Regions from separate parts of the Homo sapiens genome. Here region 2 is linked to region 1. Evidence: chromatin loops called from intact Hi-C (ENCODE). Cell type or tissue: endothelial cell of umbilical vein. All regions are shown on one strand. Each heading gives the region's core, and the rest is flanking DNA. Links, peaks and the distances in the headings are about the cores only.

Region 1 (7,192 bases), core at 1,011-6,010:
ACCTGCTCCTCCCTCCTCCTTATCGCAAGTTACATTATTCACTCGCCTGGTTGCTTGTCCAGACAACTGAAGTTCAGAGAGGTTAAAACACTTGCCCAGAGGCACACAACTAGTGAGTTATGGTAAAGCAGAGATTTGGACCCAAGTCTGACTGTTTGCAAAGCCCATACTAGTGCCAGCATGCTGTGCCGCCTTACTGATGAGGTGAGCACGTCAGCTCCTTTCCACACCTCATGCTATTCCAAGCGCTGGCTCTATACAAGGTAATCGAACTGACAAACCAAAACTACCCATTTGTGATGTGCCAAGCTGTGTTCCAGGTGTTGGGATCCCAAGTTGTCTAAGACACAGTCTTGCTCTCTAAGACTCAGAGAGAAAAAAAAAAATTGATCATGGCCATTTAGTGTCTTCCGTGCTTTGACAGAGGTAAGTACATGTGCTTGTGCTCAGGGAACACACGTAAGAGCACCACCTACCTCGCACCTTGGGGATCAGGGAAGGATCCCCAGGAGGTGAGCCGTGAGTTGGGTTTTGAAGGTCAAGTAGGAGTTAGCCAGAAAACAAGGTCTTGGGTAGATGAGAAAAACAGTTTCTTTACACCCACACAACATTTCTGACACCAGAGGTCTGGGTTATTTCCCCCAGTGACCAATTCTCCAACACCAACTGGGTGTCCTACAATTTAATTCTGACACTATCAAGCTGCAGCTCCTGTCAGATCCCACACTTTCAGGGCTCAGTCCCACCAGACTGCCCCCATTGCAGATGCCAATGGCAAGTCTGGGTCTCAGGTATTTCTGACCAAACAGCTATAAGTTAGCGGTTCCAATGGCCCCCTCCCTTGGGCTCAATAATTTGCTAGAATGGCCCACAGATTCAATGGCCCACAGATCTCAGAGAAACACTACATTTACCAGCTTATTATAAAGGACACAACTCAGGAACAGTTAGATGGGAGATGGATAGGGCGAGGTAGGGGTGGGGCAGGGGGTAGGGCTTCCACGTCCTCTCTGGGCACCCACCCTCCAGCACCTCCATGTGTTCTGTAGTCTAGAAGCTCATCAGATCTCACTGTTCAAGAGTTTTCACAGACCTCAAAATCCAGCACCCAACTCCCATTCCCAGAGGCTGAAGGGTGGGTGGGGCAGGTGAGGGTGCAGTTTGAAATAATATATATTGATGATGCTCCAGCAGTTTTAAGCAAAATCTTGAGCCATTTATGTCCAGAATTTTTGACAAACAAAACCAGACAAAACAACCAATCCCACAAAACAAAACTAAACAAAACTAAACAAAAACCAACCAGCCAAACAACCAAACCCAACCAAAAAACCCTAGAATTCATTGTTTTGCGATGCACTGTCACACTGAATCATGCCTGTAACTGATGTTCTAGAAGAGTTCAGTTTCCTCTAAGGGTAATCAGTTATGTGATAAAGAGGTGTTAAATACTTGGTGATGATTTAAAATCCAATCTTAATTTGGTCCCACCTTGAGATCTGTTCATCTTTTTTTTTTTTTTTTTTTTTTTTTTGAGACAGAGTCTCGATCTATCTCTCAGGCTGGAGTGCCGTGCAGTGGTGCAATCTTGGCTCACTGCAGCCTGGACCTTCTAGGCTCAAGAGATCCTCCTTCCTCAGCTCCCCTGAGTAGCTGGGACCACAGGCATGTGCTACCCCATCCAGCTAATTTTAAACTTTTTTTGTAGAGACAGGGTCTCACTATGTTGCCCAGATTGGTCTCGGACTCCTGGGGTCAAGCGATTCTCCTGCCTGGGCCTCCCAAAGTGCTGGGGAGATCTGTTCATTCTTTTTTTCTTTTCTTTTCTTTTTTCTTCTTCTTCTTTCCTTCCTTCCTTCCTTCCTTCCTTCCTTCCTTCCTTCCTTCCTTCTTTCTTTCTTTTCTTATTGAGACAGGGTCTTGCTCTGTCACCCAGGCTGAAGTGCAGTGGCGCGATCTGGGCTCACTGTAATCTCTGCCTTCCAGGTTCAAGCAATTCTTCTGCCTCAGCCTCCCGAGTAGCTGGGACTACTGGTGCACGCCACCATGCCCGGCAAATTGTTGTATTTTTAGTAGAGACAGGGCTTCACCATATTGGCCAGGCTGGTCTCGAACTCCTGACCTTGTGATCCGCCCACCTCTGCCTCCCAAAGTGCTGGGATTACAGTCATGAGCCACCACACCCGGTGATCTGTTCATTCTTAATGGAAAAATGCTTGATACTTTATAAGCCAAATGGTGACACAATTGGCCCTATTTTAGTCCAACAGGGAAAAAGGCAAAAATTATACATTTCAGCAGACCTGGTACATTTGATAGCTTAAACTGACATAAAAATTGTCTTCTAAAACTAAGATAAAACAAAATGGGGATAGTGATACTTCCTCATGGAGTTGTGGGAAGGGTGGAGTGAGATTCATGTGCAAAGAGTTTGCACAGTGCCTGGCACATCAAGGACATTGATGGGTGAGAGTCCCCAGTGTTGGGACCATTGCTGGGGTGGGAGTGGCCTGTGCCTCCAGCAGGGAAGAAGGGCAGATGAGCTTTCCGGAACGTACTCCTCAGAACCTGGGTCCTAAGTCTGTTTGCACGCATGTGCCCTGCGTGTATTCTCTGCCGGGGCATTAGCGGACAGGGACCCTTCTCCACATGAAAGCACTCGGGGAATCACGGCTTGCTGAAGCCAGAGCACAAGGCGGAGATCACCTGCACCAACCCATCCTACATGGAAAGGACAGCTGAGTCCCGAGAGGGCCGTAGGGTCACAACTTCCTAGGAAGCCGGGGCTGGAGCCAGGCCCCCTGCCTGCCCTCTCTGTCGCTGTGCCCCGCTCTGTGCTCCACAGGCAGCTCCTCAGCCGCAGCGCCTTCAGTTCCATCTGGTCTAGAGGGAAGGGAGTGCGGGTCGCCCGGCCCCTGGAAGCTCACCTCTAAAGCCCCAAGGGCACCGTAGGGGAGGCTGTGTCCACAAAGGCTCCTAGGAGGAGCTTTCATGACACTTTATGAGAAAAAGTCCCACAGTCCTGCACTGAGCCTTCACCTCACCTGAGCTCTTCTCAAAGTCAAGTCATAGCGGGCGGGGGACGGGGGGCGGGGGGCGGAAACTGAAGTGCAGAGTGAAGGGCTCTGAGAAAGCACTCCCAGGCCTGGGCCAACAGGCCCCGTGGCACCTTCGGGAACATCTCTGTGCATGAAAAGCTGCAGTCTGCTGTTACTGTTTCAGTAACGGGGTCAATATTTCTATATCCGGACACTGCGCAGTCTCTAGGCCTCCCGAGGGTTTGAGTTCTCCGGAGTCCAGACTCATAAACCACACCTCCCTCCCTCTGCAAAAAAGAGCGTGCGGGTCCAGGTAGGTGAGCGGCGGCGCTGTCCCTTCAGCTCCAGGAGGGAGAGGGCGCCCCCACCTGGTTACAGGCAGCATGGCAGCGAGAGGCCAGGGCTGAACGCGGCGCAGGATCCTCTCCTGGTGGCCTTGTCCCTGGGTGCCCCTCAGAACCACCCGGGGACATCCCCAAATTACAGAAACCTGGACCCTCACCACAGACCCTGAATCAGGAAGTATGAGGTGTGCCCCAGGCATTTTAAAACAACAACAACAAGCTCTATAGAGCTTCTGATAAACACCCAAGTTGAGAACTGCAGGGTATTAAGATCAGAAATGAGGTGTCAAAAATAACTTCTAGCTAACAATAGTTAAGGTGCCAACACCTGTGAATCATTTGTCATTATATGCAAATTAGAGGCCCGTGGCAGTGGCTCACGCCTGTAATCCCAGCACTCTGGGAGGCTGAGGCAGGAGGATCACTTGAGCTCTGGAGCTTGAGACCAGTCTGGGCAACATGGTGAGACCCCGTCGCTACTAAAAATAAAAGCGAATTAGCCAGGCCTAGCAACGAGTGCCTGTAGTCCCAGCTACTGGAGAGGCTGAGGTGGGAGGATTGCTTGAGCCTGGAGGTCAAGGCTGCAGTGAGCTGTGATTGCTCCACAGCACTCCAGCCTAGGCAACACTGAGATCTTGTCTCAAAAAAAAAAAATTTCATATATATATATATATATATATATACACACACATATAAAAAATATAATGTATATATATAATATAATGTGTATATATAGAGATACACACACACACATATATATATATGTATGTATAATTAGAGCAGATATGAGGCCATTCCTCTCTTTCCCTTGCATTCTCAGAGAGAAAAGGCCTGTGTGGGGGCTCTGCTGGGTGCCCTACATGCCTGCAGCCCTCCTGAGCCTTGTTGGAGACTATCACTGATCTCTGCCCCAGTTAGGATGGTTTCAAATTGGTCTAGTCTAGTGCTTTACTGGCTTCCCAAAAGCTTTGGGCTAAGTTCAAATGGGGGACTCCCCTGGAAGTGTGCCTCAAAAGCAGATGTCATCCACACTGTGTTTCTCAGCAGGAAGTCTCCCCACCAGCACAGCTGTTCTCCACTGTGACAAGCATAGGAGCCCCCAGGGACTGTGCTGAAGAGCAGATTCTGATGAGCAGGGCCGGGTGGGGCCTGAGAGTCTGCATGTCTAATAAGCTCCCAGGGGACACCTTGTTGCTCTCCAAGGACCACATGTGAGGGTCTACACCACTTACTGACAATACTGCTCTAGCTATGACCAGCTGGAAAGGCTTCTGAAGAGGAGCTTCATAGCTAAGCTGACCAACCCTCTTGGTTTTCTTGGGGCTGAGAGGTTTGCCCAGACTTGAAACCTGGGATGGTCCCAGGGAGACCAGAATTCTTGGTTACCCTGTGCACAGCTGTGGCCCAATACAATTAGTTTAGGTAAAGCCTTGACATAGACGCCTGAGAAAGGCTCAAGAATGCTTACAAAGAAACAAACAAGGCATTGTAAATCAATCTAGTGTAGAAAAAATACTCTTAAAGCACCGAGGGAAGGTAGATTAAATTCAAGGTCATCATGAAACTGAGCTTCTTGAGAGCTGAGTTCTGAGTGGGATGGGATAGAAAAGGGATTAGGGAATGATCTAGGTTGGGATGAAGGAAAGGGCTCCCATTGCTATACATGCCCGCTTTGGTTAGCGCTGATTTCATGAAAAGCCAGGTTCATCTGAGTTGTCAGAACCTACAAATCATATTCAAGTGTGTGCTGTCATATTTGTATTAAATTCCTGTATCTATATATTTTAGGTCACTTTCTCTCCCCAAAAGCCATGGCAGTTAACCTGGCCCTAAACCTAAGTTGCCCTGGCCTCCCTGCCCAGGTGCCTTCTAGAGAATGTCACATAATGCAGTGGTTTAATGGACTTCCCTGGTGACCACAGCCCTGGTCTGGATGTGGTCCTGTCTGCCCTGCCATGTGCCATGTGACCTAGGTAGAAAGGGAGTCAGTGTCTACCTGTCTGTGCCTGTCCTCCTGCCCTTACAGGGATGGCTGAGGCATGAGGGCTCTGACAGCCCTGGAGACACACAGAACCTCACCAATATGGAAGAGTCTGGGAAAACCTTGGGGCCACCCTGAGAAGGCACTTCACAACAAAGACTGCACACAGTACTTTTTGGAGGGCAGCCATATTCTGGCCTATGGGTTTGGTTCCTAGAACTCGAAGTATGTGGGTTTCCTGAGTGTGTAAAATCCTGAGAGATGGTAATAAACCACACCCTTTGGGATGAGGTACAGAGAGCCTTCATATTTATAAAATATATGAGGCCAGGCATGGTGGCTCACACCTGTAATCCCAGCACTCTGAGAGGCCAAGGTAGAAGCATTGCTTGAGCTCACGAGTTTGAGTCCAGCCTGGGCAACATAACGAGAGCCTGCCTCTACAAAAATAAAATAAAATAAAAAGTTAGCTGGGCATGGTGGTGTGTGCCTGTGATCACAATTATTCAGGAGGCTGAAGTGGGAGGATTGCTTGAGTATAGGAGTTTGAGGCTGCAGTGAACTATGATTGCACCATTGCACTCCAGCCTGGGCAACAGAGTGAGACCGTGTCTCAATTAAAAAAAAAATATATATATATATATATATATGTATGCATGTATATGTGTGTGTATATATATATATATACATATGTATGTATGTATGTATGTGTGTGTGTGTATATGTATATATGTATATATACCGCTTTATTTCTTTAGCAGTGGTTAAGATTTGAACTTTGGAATCAGGCAGAACTGTAGGTCCAGCTCTGGCATTTTCTCACCCTCTAGAGCCTGGGTTTCCTCATCTGTAAAATAGAGATGGTAACAGTGCCTCCTCTTCGGGGCCTCTGGGCCTTGGCCGTCACACAATGCTCCTCCAAGAGCAGCTATGTTATCACTACTCTTATCTCACAGACAGCTGGAGGAGGGTCACGGGGGCAGCGGGCGCTCTGCAGGAGGCCTCCTTTAAGGGCAGTTGTCATTAGCACGCTGTTAGCAATGGGAAGCTCCAAGATGCTGCCAAACCACTTGAAAAGATGTGTTAGAAATCCCCATTTGGTAAAGAACAAAATTCTCAGTTCACAGAGCTTAGTCAATGCTTTTGTTGTCATTGTTGTTAATAAATGCTTTATTTTTGAAGAGTTTTAGATTTATAGAAAAGCTATAAAGATAGTACAGAGTTCCCATTTCTCACAGGGGTCCTGCACTGGCTCCCTGCTGGGGCGGGCTTGCAGTAGTCCAGTGGTTCAGTTTTGGTCTGGCTTCCTTTTTTCTGTGGTGACTGTCTAGCCCACAAGCTGAGTTATGGAGATGCTGCAGCTTTTCTGTTTGTAAAAATGACCTTGATCCCCGCCTACACTCGTTTCCTCTGTGTGCACAAACACACATGTGCACAGGCCCACCCACAGCATGCGGTCATGCAGTGTGAGGAGCACACCCACTGAGCTAGGCTCAGGTGACCCCTGACTGCTACCCCTTGCAGACCCAAGGTCGATCAGAGCCCCTGCAGAGGAAGCACTGTTACCATCTCGTGGCTTCTGGATGGTCCAGAGGGGGCTTTCTTGGAGATAAGTGAGCCAGACCTCCAAGAATCTGTAGGGTGGGTGGGCACATTTGGGTGTTCTCTTTTGCAGATGAGAAGTATTCATGGTGGCCTGAGGCTTGAGGCTTAAACACTATGAGCCTCAGTTTCCTTTTTTGGAAAATGGGAATAAACCAATGCTTCAGTCCTGGGAATGTGGTGAAGAGTGAAGGAGAAGCATGAGTAGCACCGGGCCTGGCACGGAT
Region 2 (7,192 bases), core at 1,182-6,181, 85 kb before region 1:
TAGTAGAGATGGGGTTTCACTGTGTTGGTTAGGGTCTCAAACTCCTGACCACAAGTGATCCACCCGCCTGGCCTCCCAGAGTGCTGGGATTACAAGTGTGAGCCACTGGCCACTGTGCCAGGCTCAGGGAGCTCTTTCTCGGAATCTTTGTTCCCTAACCATTTATTTCAATCTAAATTTGAGTATGGATAAGTATTAAAATACTTAAAATGCAAATATTCTAATCTCTACTCTTCTCCCATTTAGAAGGTACATTTTTAGTTTAGTAAACATTCCCCACTATTCAGTTTCTTAGCTATGTGAATTGGGCAAATTATTTAAATCCTCAAGTTTCTTGTTTTCCAAACTTGAATAATATGTAGTATCCCCCACAATGGTTGTTGTGGGGATTAAATGAAGTAATAGCTATAAAGCACTCAGAACAGTGCCTACTACCTTCATCATCATTTTTATCTTGATTACTACTATTGTATCACTATTACTTTTATTTACAAGGCACTGTTGTATAATATAGTAGATATCTAAATTACTAGTAGGCAGATTATTAAATAAATTAATAAATAAGTTAATGTAATAATAATAATGGGAGATGTTTTGGGAATTCATAGTAGGAAAAATAAGTATATCAGTTTTATGTGAATCCAGAAAAACTTCAGAGAAGATGATATTTGGCACAAGTTTTAAAGAATAGGTATGGATTTGATGGAGGAAGGTGAATTGGGAAGTCCCAAGCATTAGGAATAGTTTAGTGTAGGAAGAAGAATGATAGCCTCTTATCAGCACTACATTATTTTCTTGACTTGTTACTAGTATTATATGCTTTATTTTCACCAGAATGGATAACTGAAATATGGTATGTACGAGCTTTTATGCATGACAATACCACAGTTATTTGGTGTTTACATATTTAACAACCTGGATTGTGCCGTGCTTTGCACATAATTATTACTTAATGAATAATTGGTGAATCTAATTAAGCCTTTTCCAAGAACCACAAATTCAGAAATAAGCTGGAATTGAGTAGAGAAACTTCTAAGTTCTGTGAAAATAAGTGTCACAAAACACATGTACTTTACTCCAGACAGTTTTATGTACTGGACATTATATCATTTCATTTTGGAAACATCCTTTGTTCTTCTGAGCAGAGAAACAAATATAAGCATACCCTGGAACCACAAGAAGTGGCAATGGGGAGTGGACACAAGGTCAAGACAAAATAAACTGATCAGGACAACTTAACAAAGATCCTAGTGTAATAGCTCAGAGAAGGCAGCGGAACCAACAATTAGAAAGCTTAGCAGTCTCAGGGATCCGAAAAGCTAGCTGAGCACCTTACCTCATTTCCAGCTTTAGGAAATAATTGAATTTACAGTGTAGTGTAACAGTTGATTCTAATGATGATCATCAGGCATCAAGAAGAGGGGCTGGGCTCGGTGGCTCATGCCTGTAATCCCAGCACTTTGGGAGGCCGAGGTGGACAGATTGCTTGAGGCCAGGAGTTCGAGGCCAGCCTGGCCAACATGGTGAAGGCCTGTTTCTACTAAAGATACAAAAATTGGCTGGGCATGGTAGCATGAACCTGTAGTCCCAGCTACTTGGGAGGCTGAGGCAGGAGAATCGCTTGAACCTGGGAGGCAGAGGTTGCAGTGGGCCGAGATTGCGTCACTGCACTCCAGCCTGGGTGACACAGCAAGATTCCATCTCAAAAAAAAAAAAAAGAGGCTAAATTATACTAGATTATCGGTGTACTTTTAGATAAAAGTTGAAAATTAGGTACTCCAAAATATTTTCTTGTGATTACTATGTGAAGTTTTGCATACATAAAGATTATATTTCGAAGTTTCTGGAAAGTTTACAAATTTATTTCTAAAGAGCAACGTGTTTTTCCCCGATAGATTAGTAATAAAAATCTATAACATGAGGGGAAGGAAGGGAAAAAGCATTAATGTTTAAAAGAAAAATTCTCTTGAGACTTTGCTACTAGACCATTTTGACAAGCTTTTCCAAGAATAGTAAAAATATTTTACGTATAATCTTGAGAACTTAATAGCTATCTTAATCATAATCAGTTCACTTCAGCAAACTGACTAACAAAATGTCTTACATGTTTTGCATTTGGGATACATTTGATCTAAAGACTGAAAGCATACTAATTATTTTGAGGAGTTTCTGTAATTTTGTTGGCTGGAAAATGTTGGCAAACTGATCACACTGAAAGAAAGAACCGGCTGGGCGCAGTGGCTCACGCCTGTAATCCCAGCACTTTGGGAGGCCAAGGGGGGCAGATCACAAGGTCAGGAGATCGAGACCATCCTGGCTAACACGGTGAAATCCCATCTCTACTAAAAACAAAAAAAATTAGCCGGGTGTGGTGGCAGGCGCCTGTAGTCCCAGCTACTCGGGAGGCTGAGGCAGGAGAATGGCGTGAACCCGGGAGGCAGAGCTTGCAGTGACCCGAGATCGCACCACTGCACTCCAGCCTGGGCAACAGAGCGAGACTCTGTCTCAAAAAAAAAAAAAAAAAGAAAGAACCTTTGTGATATTTAGTTGTAAGCTTTGGGCCTTCCTACAAATTTTTCTGGATTCTTCTTTTTAGACTTCAGGTCATCTTCTTTTCTCTCTTTCCCTCTCAACTAAGATACAGTCCATTAGAATGTCTTTTTTAGCTTTACTTTCACATTTTTCCTAAATGTAACTACTTGTTATCAATACAATATAATTGAATCTCATCAAATTCCCTTGTGTGGAATACTGCAAGTCTTCTAACTTATCTCCTGTGGTCTTTTGGTCACAGGAACCAGCAGATTTTCTTTCTTTTTTCTTTTTTTTTTTTTTTTTGAGACAGGGTCTCACTCTATCACCCAGGCTGGAGTACAGTAGTACCATCAGGGCTCACTGCATCCTCGAACTTGTGGGCACAAGTGATCCTCCTGCCTCAGCCTCCTGAGTAGCTGGGACCACTAAATGTGCCATCGCACCCAGCTAATTTTTGTATTTTTTGTATAGACGGGGTTTCACCATGTTGCCCAGGCTGGTCAGATTTTTTTAAACAGAAATAAGATTATAACACTTCCTTGTTCAAAACTATCCAAAGATGTCCTCTCCAAAACTACTTACCATGCATAAGGCTTTTCTCATTTGGTCTCCACCTCCCTCTGCAGCTTCATTTCCTACCCCTGACTTCCTTGTTTATCACACTTCAGCCACACTGGCCTTGGTGCTGTTCTTTGAACATGCCATACTCGTTCCCACCAAATGACCTTTGTCCTTTTTGTTTTGTCACCTGGAATATTATGGCTTGCATCTTCACATGACTTATTCCCTCACATTATCAGTTCTGCTCAAATGTCACCTCCTCATAGCAGCTTTCTCTGACCCTCTTGACCCTTTCTATCCTTTTACTGTTTTCTTCCTAACACATATTACTAGTTGAATTTGCACTCCACATTTACCATCTTCCCAAACTAGAATGTAAGCTCCATGAAAGTCTCTTTATTTCCTCCTCTATGTCTAGTGCCTAGGACAATGCGTGGCACATAGCAGGCACTCAGTAAGTAGTGACTGAATTGATGAATGACTGCACTTTCAAGGGCAATCAGAACAATTTCCTTTTCCTTCAGAAAGAAAGGTTTATTTATATAAATGCTAATAACTTCTCTCTTTTTACCCCTGTGGTCAAAAAGGGCAGTAAGTTGGGGTGGGGTGGGGGAATCACTATTCTATTCTGTGATTGGATTTTAATTTAGAAGCTGTAATTTCTGTTTAATTTTATGGCATTTTAATTTTGGATATACCTGTACTTATTACGTGTGTGTGTACCTTCTAGGGAAGATCTTATCGTGACCAACAGCTGCTGCTTCTCAAGAAGCACTTAGAAAATAATTACAGGAGCAGAGATCGAAAATGGATTGTTTTGTTTCCAGAAGGGGGCTTCCTCAGGAAGAGGCGAGAAACAAGTCAGGCATTTGCCAAGAAAAATAACTTGCCATTTCTTACAAATGTTACTCTGCCAAGGTCTGGGGCAACAAAAATTATTTTGAATGCACTTGTAGCACAACAGAAAAATGGAAGTCCAGCAGGAGGAGATGCTAAAGAATTAGGTATGATGGTTTTTAGCATTTTTTACCTTGTTGGAGTTAAAGGATTTTCTGGAGTTACAGAAGATGATCATTGTTCTTTTTTATATTTATAATTTTTGTTAAAAATAATAGGGAGAAGATGAAACTGTAATTTTTTAAAAAAGTTTCCATTTACAAAAGTAGTCCATGCTTATAATAATTTACTCAAATAATACAGAAATGCGTAAAGTCAAAGATATCTTTCTCCTGTCCTACTTATACGGAGCCATTCCCACCGCTGCAGTAAACATTCTTATAAACATCTTTACATATTGGTGGAACTATTTCTGTAGTACAGATTCCTAGAAGTGGAATTGCTAGGCTAAAAGATATAACTATAGAAATAACATGTTTGAAAAACTAATCTTTTCATTTATCAAATAATACATATTTTCATTTATCAAATTGAGAAAGCTTTTTGGTTTTCTGGGGTTTTTCTTGTTGTTGTTGTTTTTGTTTTTTTTCTGGGTTTTCTTGGGAGACAGTCTTGCTCTGTTGTCCAGGCTGGAGTGCAGTGGTATGATCATAGCTCACCGTAGTCTTGAATTCCTGGGCTCAAGCGATCTTCCCACCTCAACCTCCTGAGTAGCTGGGGTTGTAGGCACATGCCACCATGCCTGGCTAATTCTTTAGTTGTTTTGTAGAGATGGGGTCTCACTGTGTTGACCAGACTAGTGTCAGACCCCTAACCTGAAGTGATACTCCTGCCTTGGCCTCCCAGAGTGCTGGGAGTATAGGTGTAAGCCACCATGTCCAGCCTTGTTTGTTTTTAATGCAGAGAACTAATTTAATGCAATTTGATAGTATTAAGAGCATTAAGTGTTAATAAATGACTCAGTTATTCCACTGCAAATATTTATCAAAAGGAAATAATCTGAAATGCAGGCAAAGAAGTTTATTACAGATTATTTATAATAGCCAATTATTTATAATAGCCAAAAAATTGGAATTAGCCAGAAATGAGAATGGATTAGTAATTATCAAATATCCATACAACGGAATACAACACAGCTGTTACAAATGATGTTTATGGAGTGTTTGTATTGGCTTGGAAAAACGTTTGTGCTCTTATGTTAATAGGGTGGACAAACATACAACTCTTATGAAAACGATTTGAATTCAAGTCTGTAAACAACAAGGCAGTAGGAAATGCGTGAAAGGAAAGACACCAAAATGTTAGCAGTGATTGCTTTTCTGAGTTGTAACATTATGTATTATTTTTCTCTATTTATTAATGCTTTTCTGAATTTTCCATTTTTAAAAATAATATGTATGTATTACCTTCTCACCAGGAAAAGGCAAATCATTCTCAGAGATGCAACTATCTTGCAGATAGTCTGGTAAATTACAAAGTTTTGCAGAAGATATTTGTGCCCATAGCATGGAGACTGTTTTGAACAAGCTATCTAAGATACTACTGTGAAAGTCTGATTATAAGTTAGAAAGCTGAAAGGCATTCACTAGGCCTGTTTCCTTTGCAGTATTTTGCTATTTCTATTCATATTCTTTAAATAAAATAAAATAAGAATTGAAATGATTGGCCCTCAGAAACAATGTGTTTTTAAGTGGCAATCAGGACCAGACGTAGAAATAATGTCTGTGATTTAACTCAGATTTAACTGAGTTTTCCTTTTATTTGTTTTTCCCAAGCAGCTGCTTGGCAGTCAGCTCTCTTAATCTTTCATCATCTATTAAAAAGACAAATTGAAAGAGTCTTTTAATAGAAAAGGAAAGTTCAGAATAGTTTCACTACTGGAGAGACACTGTGGCAATGGCAGCCGAGCCAAAGCTTGAAGGCAAATGTCTTCCAAACAGGATTAGTTGCACTAATAAAGACTGCTGTTCTAAAATAGTTCCACCCAGTCAATACCCTGTAGTGGTCTAGATCTCAAATGTAGGGGCAGTTGTTATACTGACTGCATAATAGTGAAGAAAAATGGTTGTTTTCTTTTACAGAGAACTAGTTTATAACTAAAGCAGAGTAGTTTATTTTTTAATCCTACCTGAAAGCTTTTCATTCTACCTGTTTAGAAGAAAAATTATAAGTGTACTTGAAAACTAGTTTTACCTATATTATTTTCTTTTCCATATTTTGGTATTTTGCATTTTATTTTCTTTTGCATTTATATTCACTAGCATTTTATGCCATGTATACGCAAACCATGCCTTTGTGTTTAATATGTGATGCATACATATATACCAAAATTAAGTTCTGTCTGATTAAAAGGATTAGTATTTTTGTTATCACATGATTTAACAGATATTAAACTGAATTTTGGTGTTTTTTCTCATCATTTAATTATAAAAATTTTCAAACATACATAAGAGTTGAAAGAATTTTGCAGTGGATATCTGTGAGCTGACTAACTAGATTATCTCTTCATCCTTCTATCTATCCATTAATCCATCTTGGTTGTTTCATTTTTTAATGTGTCTAAAAATAAACTTCATTAGTATACTTTACTCCTAAACATTTCAGCATGTATATCATTGGTAGCTTGGTAAAGTGTGTTTCTTTACATAAACTCCATTGATTTAGCAATATGTTATTTAAAAATTAATTTTTTACTTGTTTTACAAGTATATTTTTCTCCTTCACAATGTTATTCTAAAATCTTTACAGAATTTAAGGCCAGTTTTAAATTATTTGACATACAAAAGTAATATATCATTGATTCCTAATGCACATTTGAACTTATGCTTGAAAATTAGTTCTCTTTTTTTAGGGATTTCTTACATACTTCAAATAAAGAATGGACCATTATACTCTAAAGTCTGGCCATCAGTATCCTCTGTGATGTTTCCCCTCTCAGTTCTCGCTCACCTTTGTACCCCATGCTGGGATAAAAACAGTGTGCAAAGGATCAAACTTAGCAGAACTTACCATCCTCTCTCTACAACAGTAGTCACCAGTTGTACCTTCCAAAGGGCAGGAAGCTTTATTGCTTTCTGTGTATATAACTCTTGCTAAAACTGAGGGAGATATTTTGCTTTATTTATTTATTAATTATTTTTTATGTATTTTATCTTTTTGAGATGGAGTTTCACTCTTGTTGCCCAGGCTGGAGTGCAAT

What was found. A loop is a pair of places that touch in the nucleus more often than their neighbours do. Peaks named below come from ENCODE experiments on the same cell type or tissue, not always from the same donor. Only the 100,000 strongest peaks of a DNase experiment are listed, where the experiment ranks them.
Region 2: it touches region 1 in a loop (2.4-fold over the local background); 3 of 110 quality-filtered maps call a loop at or near these places.

Annotation. Positions count from the first base shown.
Region 1 is chr1:211,694,876-211,702,067 of GRCh38, reverse strand. No RefSeq gene overlaps it. Among named protein-coding and RNA genes, the nearest start is that of NEK2-DT, 23 kb to the right of the region's middle. RefSeq lists a silencer at 3,043-3,102 and an enhancer at 6,310-6,809. In endothelial cell of umbilical vein, for the core only: a CTCF peak has its summit at 3,409 (motif pointing left); a DNase peak (open chromatin) is centred at 3,377; H3K27me3 peaks cover 496 bases.
Region 2 is chr1:211,780,137-211,787,328 of GRCh38, reverse strand. LPGAT1 (lysophosphatidylglycerol acyltransferase 1) reads left to right here. Exons shown (of 8, transcript NM_014873.3): 5 at 3,827-4,100. Among named protein-coding and RNA genes, the nearest start is that of LPGAT1, 47 kb to the left of the region's middle. In endothelial cell of umbilical vein, for the core only: no CTCF peak of the experiment used is centred there; a DNase peak (open chromatin) is centred at 3,908; H3K27ac peaks cover 645 bases.